2 separate regions of the Homo sapiens genome follow, and region 2 is linked to region 1. Evidence: chromatin contacts called from ENCODE Hi-C or POLR2A ChIA-PET data. All regions are on one chromosome and are shown on one strand. The core of a region is the stretch at or near the end of the contact, and the rest is flanking DNA. Distances in the headings are between cores, read along the strand shown. Region 1 holds the start of GEMIN7-AS1 (GEMIN7 antisense RNA 1). Region 2 holds the start of EML2-AS1 (EML2 antisense RNA 1).

The links. Hi-C counts contacts between places; a loop is a spot of excess contacts on that map. ChIA-PET counts read pairs that join two places held with the same protein, here RNA polymerase II (POLR2A). Pooled maps may share reads with other maps.
Region 2: a map with no recorded cell type shows a loop between it and region 1 (12-fold over the local background). The contact joins the promoter of EML2-AS1 here to the promoter of GEMIN7-AS1 in region 1. A Hi-C loop is called at or near these places in 2 of 37 single-sample maps with no recorded cell type and 7 of 50 pooled maps. POLR2A ChIA-PET finds 5 or more read pairs at or near these places in 2 of 52 experiments (H1 and activated CD4-positive, alpha-beta T cell).

The regions. Positions count from the first base shown.
Region 1 is chr19:45,087,221-45,093,060 of GRCh38, reverse strand. It overlaps GEMIN7-AS1 (GEMIN7 antisense RNA 1), which reads left to right and starts at 2,670. Exons shown (of 2, transcript NR_134887.1): 1 at 2,670-2,992. It overlaps GEMIN7 (gem nuclear organelle associated protein 7), which reads right to left. Exons shown (of 3, transcript NM_024707.3): 3 at 1,543-2,954. The coding sequence starts at 2,946. The coding sequence ends at 2,551. RefSeq lists enhancers at 230-279, 1,620-1,669, 1,280-2,274, 2,275-3,270 and silencers at 1,327-1,511, 3,212-3,385.
Region 2 is chr19:45,640,244-45,645,442 of GRCh38, reverse strand. It overlaps EML2-AS1 (EML2 antisense RNA 1), which reads right to left and starts at 3,949. Exons shown (of 2, transcript NR_130729.1): 1 at 3,677-3,949; 2 at 2,603-3,218. It also overlaps a transcript of EML2 not described here. RefSeq lists enhancers at 1-54, 1,913-1,962, 2,693-2,952, 2,110-2,961, 3,483-3,542 and 3 more.

The DNA.
Region 1 (5,840 bases), core at 1,421-3,920:
TCAGCGACTTGCACGTAGAGTTGTCCCGCGGGTGACATGAAGAGAGAAACAAAGGGCAGGAAGGGCCACGGAAAAAAGAAACGTGAGCAGCGAATCTGCAGAGCCGGAACTGCAGACTATGAGGGGCGGGGCGAAGTAGACGCCGTCTCCAAGAGCAGCGCGCAAGCGCGAAGCTGAGCCCACGCCTTCCTGCCGGAGTCCAAATAACGAATATTCAGCTCCCGCACATTCGTCAAGAGCCCAGGGAATGGAGTGCATAGAACTGAAAACACCTGGCGGGGCGCGGCGGCACACGCCTATAATCCCAGCACTTTGGAAGGCTGAGGCGGGAAGATCGCTTGAGTCCAGGAGTTCGAGACCAGCCTGGGCAACATAGCAAGGCCCCGTCTTTACAAAAAATTTAAAAATTAGCAGGGTCTGGTTACAGGAGCCTGTAGTTCCAGCTACTTGGGAGGTGGGAAGATCGCTTGAGCCCGGTAGGTTGAGGCTGCACTGAGCTATGATCGCGCCCCTGCACTCCGACCTGGTAGACAGAGCCAGACCCTGTCTCAACGAAAGGAAAGAAATGGGCCGGGCGCGGTGGCTCACGCCTGTAATCCCAGCACTTTGGAAGGCCGACACGGGCGGATCACGAGGTTAGGAGATCGAGACCATCCTGGCTAACACGGTGAAACCCCGTCTCTACTAAAAATACAAAAAATTAGCCGGGCGTGGTGGCGGGCGCCTGTAGTCCCAGCTACTCGGGAGCCTGAGGCACGAGAATGGTGTGAACCCGGGAGGCGGAGCTTTTAGTGAGCCGAGATCGTGCCACTGCACTCCAGCCTGGGCGACAGAGCAAGACTCCGTTCCCCCCCCCCCAAAAAAAACAAAGGAAATAAATGAAAACATTGAGGCTAGACTAACTGATGAAGAGTGGTAACGGCATGAAGAAGTCGAAAAGAAAGGCGGATAGGAGCTGCATTCAATATATGAGTGCAGTTGATGGATGCTGACAGGGATACTCTGGAGACGAAGTCTCGGCCCCTTCGCTAGTCTCTAGTCCTCCATTTGCTCGCTGCAGTTACATCAACAGCTCTCTGTATCGGGGTAGAGTTGCATAAAATACAACTTAAATTACAATGCTAAAATAAATATGAGCCCATGAGCGGTATCATAGGCCTGATTTTAAAAAACAAAACCTAGGAGAAGGTAGAAATTCCAAAGGCGAGAGACGAATCTGCCAACCTAAATCCTGGGTGACAAGGCTGGTGGATCACCGAGGCAAGAAAGAACCAGCGTGAGCTCAAGCCACACCCCTAGGCTCAGACCCAACGCTTGACATTCGCCGCCGCACTTTCGCCACGCTTGCCGAAGCGCACCCGGCTAACTAGAGGAGGCGGGGCTGAAACCATAAAAGGGAACTGGGGCGGAGCGAGCTGCGTCGTCGCCAAGGCAACTCGAGAGCTAAGTCCGGGCCTCGGCGGAGCCGGCGCTGCGAATGGACTGATGGCCGCTGAGGCTGCTCCTGGCGCGGTTCATCATCGGCCGCCGCACTTTCGCGACTGAGACGAAACGACACTCACCTTTACTTAATGGAAGGCTTCGCTTACATCCTGAACTTAAAGGAACTACAGAAAGGGACAGAAACTGCTTTCTTTTTAAACAATGCGCTGAAAGGTTACTAGTGATAGGAGGCTTAGTGAAGCGCGTGATGTGAACGGCCACGCTGCAAGGCTGGAGAGAAAAGAGGAGGGAGTGAAGTTGCACCCTGATCGCGAATCCTCGGCCTTTTATCAGGGGCGCCGCCACTCGGGGTCCGACCATTCGCCTCCAACGAGGGGACAGCGAATCTGCTGTCGTGTGCAGTCCACAGCAACCACAGGTGGGGCAACAGGAGGAGCGCTTGGGCACGACCACGTGACCCAGCACGAGCCACCGCCCGCCCCAAAATGAAATCAAATCCTAATCTCCCAATCCCGGCATGCCGGTCACTCCAGCCTTTCCAGGAGACTTGCGGCCGTGCAGCCCCTACACCTTTATCTGGACTCCTGTCGTACTTGGCCCAGCTCCACTGGATTCAGCCCTTGGATAACCACCCTACCAGCCCCTAAAGATGACTCCATCCCCGTCGGTATAGTTAATTAAAGAAAAACAGGAGTCGAATTTTCCTGGGGTAACTGGTTCTTTAGCAGGAGGGGAGCACTGGGGAGTATCTTCAGGGTGGCTGGACTTTGCAGCCTCTTTAATAACTTCCCCCTGTGCAGGTTGTATCCTTTATCACCCCACCCCGATGCCCCGGTCTTCAGGAAATGGCAGCAGGCCCATATTTCTGTAGGGTTCAGAGTTCTGTGAGGTAGAGCATTCCTTCCAATGGGATCTTAGAATTCCTAGAGTTGCAGAATTTTACTGACTAGACCCAGGAGGTCTCAGGAGTCCAGACTTGCTTAAAGCTTGGCTCAAAATTCCAAGGGAGCTCATAACTCCATGGGGCCCAGAGTTCCTGGCTCGGGAACATTGGGAGGCCTGGGATACAGTGCCTTAGCCTCAAGCAGAAAAGTGAACACAATATCTTTATGGCTTGAAGGTATATGAAATAATGTCACTACATCGGAGCAGCGCCTCTGCTTGCACACCTATGGGAGTCTGCAGCTGTGACACGTAGAAGTTGGCCACATCCAGGTCGGTGGCTCCAAAGTGGGCGGCCACACGCACACCCTCGTGCAACGTGAAGCTCACCTGATGACCCACCATGGCCAGCAGGCTGCGGAGGTAACGCTCCCGAAGGGCGGCTCGTGCCCGCTGCTCCTGGGATTCCAGGGATTCTTGAGCTATGGGACACTCCTGGATTTCAGGAACCTCTGGCCTCAAGGGGGCTCTGCGTCCATCAGGGGCAAAGCCACGGCTGAAGCCATCAGGGCCCCGGGGCAGCCGGAGCACAGGCACGGGAATGTTCACTGGAGTTTGCATTGTCTTGGCTGTTGAGTGAAGAAAAAGAGCAGGAAGTCATTACATGGTAAGCATGGGGCTAATGGAGGAGGGAGGAGTGGAAGCAGAGGCTGGTCTACCAGGCAGCTCCACTGCACCTGCCCCAGACTGATCCACCCTCCTAAAATCTGTGCCATCGTCCCCCAATGGCTTGGATCAGAAACAAAAGTGTCACATGCACAAAAACATGAGCCCCGTGAAGGCAAGGACCTTTGTCTGCTTTTATAATGTTTTTATCTCAACTTATAGGCAATAAATATTTGCCAAAAGATGAACCTGGCCAGGCATGGTGGCTCATGCCTGTAATCCCAGCCCTTTGGGAGGCCAAGGCAGGAGGATCACTTTGAAGCTGGGAGTTTGAGACCAGCCTGGGCAATATAGCGAGACCCCATTTCTAAAAATATATATATATATTTTACATTAGCTGGGCTACTCAGGAGGCTGAGGGAGAAGGATTAGTTGAGCCCAGGAGATGGAGGCTGCAGTGAGCTGTAATTGTGCAACTGCACTCCAGCTTGGGTGACAGAGTGAGACACTGTCTCTAAAAAAAAGAATAAACCCCAGCTTTCTCTCACACACAACCCACCCAATCCATCAGGAAATTCTATCTTCTAGATAGATTCCCACTCACACATGAGCTAGCTTGAAAGGGCTCCCAGTGGCCAAATCTGGAATTATTTGAACAATACAATAATGATAGTTACAGATTATAACCCACTGGATAAAACAGAAATCCAGAATCCATACCAATAATAAATAAATGAATAAATAAGGAAGAGAAGGAAAATATAATCCTTACTGTAGACTGGCAAGTAAATAAATATAAAAGGAATAGATGCAAAAATGTGTGGATAGGGCCGGGTGCGGTGGCTCACACCTGTAATCCCAACACTTTGGGAGGCCAAGGTGGGCGAATCACTTGAGGTCAGGAATTCGAGACCAGCCTGGTCAACATGGCGAAACCCCGCCTCTACCAAAAATACAAAAATTAGCCGGGTGTGGTGTCATGCGCCTGTAGTCCCAGCTACTCGGGAGGTTAAGGCAGGAGAATCATTTGAACCCAAAAGGCGGAGGCTGCAGTGAGCAGAGATCGCACCACAGCACTCTAGCCTGGGCGACAGAGTGAGACTCTGTGTCAAAAAAAAGAAAAAAAAAAAAAAGCATGGATGGGAGTTTGATGAAGTATAAGGTATCTACATAGTCTTAACAGACTTATAAGATATTCATTCACTGTAAAGGGCAAACACAAATTTATACTGGAGGAACCTGGTATGCACCCCCTTAACTTAGTGATCAAAGCCAACATCTCCAGGAATGGGACACTAAGAAGGCAGGGCACCACTTCTGTGCTATTCCTTTTCTTTTTTTTTTAAATTTTAAAGAGACAGGGTCTCACTATGTTGCCGAGGCTGGTCTTGAACTTCTGGCCTCAAGTGATCTTCCAGCCTCTGGGCCAAACAAGGACAACAGGGATAGGCATGGTGGCTCATGCCTATAATCCCAGCACCTCAGGAGGCCAAGGTGAGAGGATTGCTTGCGTTCAGGAGTTCAAGAGCAGCCTGGGCAACATGGTAAGACCTCGTCTCTACTAAAAATAAAAAACATTAGCCAGGCTTGACAATGTACTCGTGGAAGTCCCAGCTACTCAGAAGACTGAGGTAAGAGAATCACTGGAGCCCTGGAAGGTTGAAGCTGCAGTGAGCTATGATCGCGCCACTGCACTCCACGCCTGGGCAAGAGTGAGACTTTGTCTTAGAAAAAACAAAAACAAAAACAGCACAACTAACCTGGGCTCTTCAAAAATATTAAAGTCATAAAAGACAAAGAAAGGCTGAGAAAAAAATTGTATAAGGCTGGGAGCAGTGGCTCACACCTGTAATCCCAGCACTTTGGGAGGCCGAGGTGGGCAGATCACTTGAGGTCAGGAGTTCGAGACCAGCCTGGCCAACATGGTGAAACCCCGTCTCTACGAAAAATACAAAAATTAGCCAAGCATCGTGGCGGGCACCTGTAATCCCAGCTACTCAGGAGGCCGAGGCAGGAGAGTCACTTGAACTTGGGAAGCAGAGGTTGCAGTGAGCCGAGATTGTGCCACAGTACTCCAGCCTGGGCGACAGAGCAAGACTCTGTCTCAAAAAAAAAAAAAAAAAAAAATTATATATCTATATATACACACACACACATATTTATTTATTCACAACCTAACACTTCTCACCTCCTCCACTGCCAGCATCCTGCTGCAGCCACAGACACTTCCTGCCTGGAGTACTGTAGTCAACTCCTCACTGGGTCCCTGGCTTCCACCTTCACCCCCCGCCGTCTGCACCCCAACACCCTGTTAATGCCTGAGTCAGATCATATCCCTCCTCTGCTCGGAGCCCTCTTGTGGCTTCTGTCTTAGCTCTGGATCCTGCCGGCACCCTCGTGGTGTACCACGCTTGCTCTCCCCACCCCAGCCACACAGGCCTCCTCGCTGATCCTCAGGCGCGATGCCTGGCAATCCCTTCTTGGGCTCTTGCACTTTCGGTTCCCTGTATCTGCCTGTATCTCCTTTCCCTCCGTGAGTTTCAAGGTGGCCACCTTGCTTTTCCCACTGCTGGATCTCCAGCCCCCAGAAACTGCCTGCCATAGAGACCAATGAGAATTCATGAATGAGCTGGGCATGGCGGCGCATGCCTATAATCCTAGCACTTTAGGGGCTGAGGCTGGAGGATCACTAGAGGTCAGGAGTTCGAGAGCAGCCTGGCCAACATAGTAAAACCCCGTCTGTACTAAAATACAAAAATCAGCCGGACGTGGTGGTGCGTGCCTGTAATCCCAGCTACTTGGGGAGCCTGAGGCATGAGAATCACTTGAACCTGGGAGGCAGAGGTTGC
Region 2 (5,199 bases), core at 2,700-5,199, 550 kb before region 1:
GCTGGAACGAAGGGCGTTGCTATGGCAACGGGAGGCAGGGCCTGGTTGGGGGGACCGGGCCCGGGCTGGGACCGGGGGGGCCGGCGGTGGCTGTGGTGGGGCGATGGCGGAGCGCGGCCCGGCCTTCTGCGGCCTGTACGACACGTCCTCGCTGCTGCGATACTGCAACGGTGAGACCCCTCCTCAGTTCCGACCTTGGCCCCGCCCAAGGCTGGACCCATCTCTTCTTGCCCCAGCCTCCTCCTTGCAAGTCCCCAACCCCCTCCCTTGCTGAAGATCCCCCTTTTCTCTCCCTCAGCAGGACCCTGACCCAAGAGCAAGGTCCCTGGTCCCCAAAACCTAGATCCCAGCCCCCCATCCACTTGGATCCTTCTGTACTCCCGAGGTGGCTAGACGGAGAGGAGAGAAGGGGGCAGAACCCGAAGGAACCTGGGATTGGAAGGGGGAACGGCCTGGGGGTCGATTGGGCCTGGAACTCTGCCCTTTCTCTCTCCCCTCAAGCTTCTGGAATGCTCCCCTATCTCCATAGCAGGGGGACAGACAGAGGGGGTGGGGGTGGATTTGGTGTTGAGTTGAGGGCAGAGTGTGGGACTGGAAAGGGACGGCCAGAGGACTTTGCTTCTAGGATACCTCCCAAATCCTCTGGCCCTGGCCCTCCCATGCATTAGCACCATCCCTTCTCCCTAGACAAATGGGTGTGATACCAGAAGGACCACTGTGGGTGTCGGGCTCAGGTGAGGGGAGATAGGAGAAGAGGGGAGTTGGGAGGGAAAAGTGGGAAGTGAGGCCTGGTCTCTGGGAAAAGGCTGAGGATGGGGGGATGGTCAGGAGGGAGCGGAGGGCTTGAGTCACAGGGATGGGGATGGTGGAGGTGTGGGGGTTGGTAGGATGGGCTGGCCAAGGCCTGACAGTGCAGCTGGCCTCTCTGGGTGGGGCAGAAGGGTCAAGATGAAAGCACCTCTATTAACTCAGTTTGGAGGTTCAGTCCTCTGGGCACACACCCTAGTGCCAGGGACCACTGGAATTGGCAGGGGACCCAGAATGCTTATTTTGTCCTCCTCTGTCCCTCTAAGAGCCAGAATGACAGGGTGGCCATTCCTGTTGAGTATGGGTTCTTCCATTGAACGGCTGTGTGTCCGTGTAACAAGTAACGTCACCTTTCTGGGCTTCAGTAACCTTCCTCCTCCTCTCCTCCTAAAATGGATTATGCTACTACAACTACTAGAGTTGCCAAAAGCATTAGGTATCATAAAAATAGTTAATCCTATTCTGGATTTATCGAGCATCAACATGAGCCGGGAACGTGCTAAATGTTTTGCGTGAGCAGTGCCTGGCACATGTAAGCTCACAGTAACAGATGCCATTTTTCTGGTCGTATAATTAATGGTAGGTAGGACCAGGCTGAGCACAGGAGGTGATTGGGTCCCCAGCCCCCACCTACGGGCTGAGTGATCTTTGGCGTGTCTCTGCACACTCCTACTAGCCTCCTTCCTTAGTTTCCCGTCTGCAAAACGTGATGCCAACAAGACCCCTAGAGGTTTCCCCCTGTTACGAGTTCTAAGTCCTGACGGCTCACTCCTTCTGACCTCAGGAGGCTCCCACCTCCCTCTGCAGGTCCAGGCACCGGACCTGGGAGGCGCTGAGTGGGGGGCAGGGCGGGCAAGCCTCGGCAGGCGATTGGGCTACGAAGGGAAGGAGGGAGGAGCGGCGGCTGCACTGCGGAGCCCAGAGGGCCAGCTGCGCGGCCTGTGGACGCGGGATGGCAGGGGCGAGCTCCACGCCCTGTCCCCGTCTAAGCTACCACCTTTACTTCCACCAGGCTGGGAACCAGGGCTTCCTTGGTTGTGGTCAGCAATGAGTCTGGGTATGAGTATTCTGCGGGAAAAGGGGGAGAGGGGCCACTTCGGTCTCCGCCCCTCCCACTTTGGGAAAATGAGCGGGGTTGGGGGGGCGACTCGGGGAGTCATTTTGGCTGCACCCATAGGCTGGAGAGCCAAATCTGGGGCGCGGGGTACAGAGGCGAAATAAAGAAGGGGAACAGAAAAGAGGAATGCCTGCTGGGGAAGAGTTTGGTTGTCAATCCGGTCTGCATCTCCCTTGGGTCTTCTGGGTCTGCCATGCGCTGCCTGCAACCCCCAAGTCCGCCGCCAGGGGCCGCCGAAGCTCTGTCCTTGCAGCTGGCTCTAGGGTCGAACCCCAGGGTGAGGAGAGGAGGGGAAACGGGGAGGCTAGGCATGACCTTTTGGCTTGGAAAGTCTTAGAAACAGTGAAGAGACGTTGGTATTCATAACAGAATCTTCGTCGGAGGATGTTGGGGATCAATTCTAGAACTTTAGTGTCATTAGGAGTAGGTTGGTGTCATTTTGCAAATGCTCTTATCACTCATAGATACTTAACGTCTTAGTCATAAAATCAAAGAATCTTTTTTTTCTTTTTCTTTTTTCTTTTTTTTTTTTTTGAGACGGAGTCTCGCTTTGTGGCCAGGCTGGAGTGCAGTGGCGCGATCTTGGCTCACGGCAACCTCCGACCCCCCGGGTTCAAGCGATTCCCGTCTCAGCCTCCGGAGTAGCTGGGACTACAGGCACGCGCCACCACGCCCGGCTTTTTTTTAAATTTTATTTTATTTTTAATTTAATTTTATTTTAGTAGAGACGGGGTTTCACCATGTTGGCCAGGATGGTCTCGATCTCCTGACCTCGTGATACGCCCGCCTCGGCCTCCCAAAGTGCTGGGGTTACAGGCGTGAGCCACTGCGCCTGGTCACGTCTTAGTCATAGCATCTTAAAGCCAGAGCGAGAGGCTCCTGGGTTCACAGACTCTTAGAAAATAAGAGGGAAGGGACTTCCCCAAGGTCACACGGCCAGCGCGCTGTGGCAGAGAGGAGTGTGCGGATGGGTTGGAGAGCTGTGGGGATTTCCTTCCCCCTTCAGAGTCCTCTTCCTTGGCTCATGTCCAAGTGTCCCAGCCCCAGGTAGCGGGACAGGAAAGGGGCGTGGCTGGCCCCCCGCTTAGACCCAGGAAGGCGGGAGGGACCCCTTGGGCACTGGAGCTCCTGGGTGGCCCTGCAGCCGGCACTCCCCCGTCTTCCAGATGACAATTTGTCGGGCACGAGCGGTATGGAAGTGGACGACCGCGTGTCGGCGCTGGAGCAGCGGCTGCAGTTACAGGAAGACGAGCTGGCGGTCCTAAAGGCGGCGCTGGCGGATGCTCTGCGTCGCCTGCGGGCATGCGAAGAACAGGGAGCGGCGCTACGCGCGCGGGGCACCCCCAAGGGCCGGGCGCCTCCGCGCTTAGGCACCACTGCCTCGGGTATCCCCGTTAGACTGGAGGGGTGGGATGGGGAGGACCGGGGCCTGGTCCTTATACTCACCCTCTTCTGTCCCCTAACCCCATCCCTCCAGTGTGTCAGCTCTTGAAAGGCCTTCCCACCAGGACGCCCCTTAATGGCTCGGGACCCCCGCGGCGCGTGGGTGGCTATGCCACGTCCCCATCCTCTCCCAAGAAGGAGGCGACCTCCGGGCGCAGGTAAGGCACAAGGCCGGGACCCCCAGCCTCTTCCAAGACCTCGTGGGAGACAGAGGTGGTTTGTTTGCCTGAGCTCCAGCAGCAGAGGGTGCAGGGAGAATCTCGCTTGCTCACGGCACTCGCCTGCTGGCCTAGAAGGCTCTGCCCCCACCTGTGTGCTCTCTTTTAGCAGTGTCCGCCGCTACTTGTCACCAGAGCGCCTCGCCTCGGTGCGCCGTGAGGACCCCCGCAGCCGGACCACATCCTCCAGCAGCAACTGTAGCGCCAAAAAGGAAGGGTAAGGACTGGGGCGGCGTCAAGCCGCAGAAAGAGATAGGGAGGAAATGGTCGAGAAATGTAGTCATGCCCCAGGCCACGAGGTCGTAACCTAGAGTGGGGCCAGCTAGTTCAAAAGCGGGGACGGTGCCAGAGCCTTGGAGGGACCAATCTTGAGGTGGCACGGTAACAGTGGAAGGTCTGGGAGGGCGGAGTCAATATTGAGGGGCGTGGCCAGAGTTTTTAGAAGCTGGACGGTCAGGTCTACTGGGTGAGGAAGTCAGGGAGGAGCTTGGCTTATGGGCGTGGTTATTAAGGTACAGGAGAGGCCCCGTTGAGTTTCAGGGATGAAGTCAAGGCAGCAGCCACAGAGTTTCTACAAGGAAAGAGGGAGTCTGAGGAATTTAAGGGTGCAGCCACAGTGTTCGCCTGGGCGAAATTAAAATCTGGGGTACGGAGTAACAGAGGCTGAGACCAGGTGGAGGCATTCCAGATTCCAGAAGCTTTGACATCAAAATCGGGGGGCACTGCCAGGTTGAAAAGGGCGTGGCTTAAAGGTTGGGCGGGGCCGTAGGGGCGTGGTCAAATGCCAAGAGGTGCAGCCAACTTGGAGGCCTCGAAGGTATTCACATAAGGAATACGTGAAAATGGACGTAATCAGAATGCCTGGCGGGCCGGAGAAGGAGCGTTGGCGGGAGGTAGCAGTCAATTCTCAAGCAACTGAGTCAACTCAGGGACAGGGTTAGAAGGGAGGCTCAGAATGACAGGCGTGGTCAACTCCAGAGGCGGGGCCATACTGAAGATCTGGACAGAGTCAAAAACTAAGGCTATATAATTCTAGCAGTTTGGGAGGCGGAGGCGGGAATCATCGCTTGAGCTCAGGAGTTCGAGACCAGGCTGGGCAAAATAGCGAGCCCTCGTCTTTACTAAAAATGAAAATAAATTAGGCCTGGCGCGGTGGCTCACGCCTGTAATCCCAGCACTTCGGGAGGCCTAGGCGGGTGGATCACAAGGTCAAGAGATCGAGACCATCCTGGCCAACATGGTGAAACCCCCTGTCTATTAATAATACAAAAATGGGCGTGGTGGCGCGTGCCTGTAGTCCCAGCTACTCGGGAGGCTGAGGCAGGAGAATCACTTCAACCCGGGAGGCGGAGGTTGCAGTGAGCTGAGATCGCGCCACTGCACTCCAGCCTGCTGACAGAGCAAGACTCCGTTAAACAAACAAACAAAAAACAAAAAACAAAAAACAAAAAAAAAAAGAGAGAGAAAGAAAATAGCCGGGCGTGCTGGCCTTCGCTTGTAGACCCAGCTACTTGGGAGGCTGCGGCAGGAGGCTCACTTAAGCCTAGGAAATTCGAGGTTTCAGTGAGCCATGATCACGCCATTGCACTCCAGTTTGGTCGACAGAGCCACACC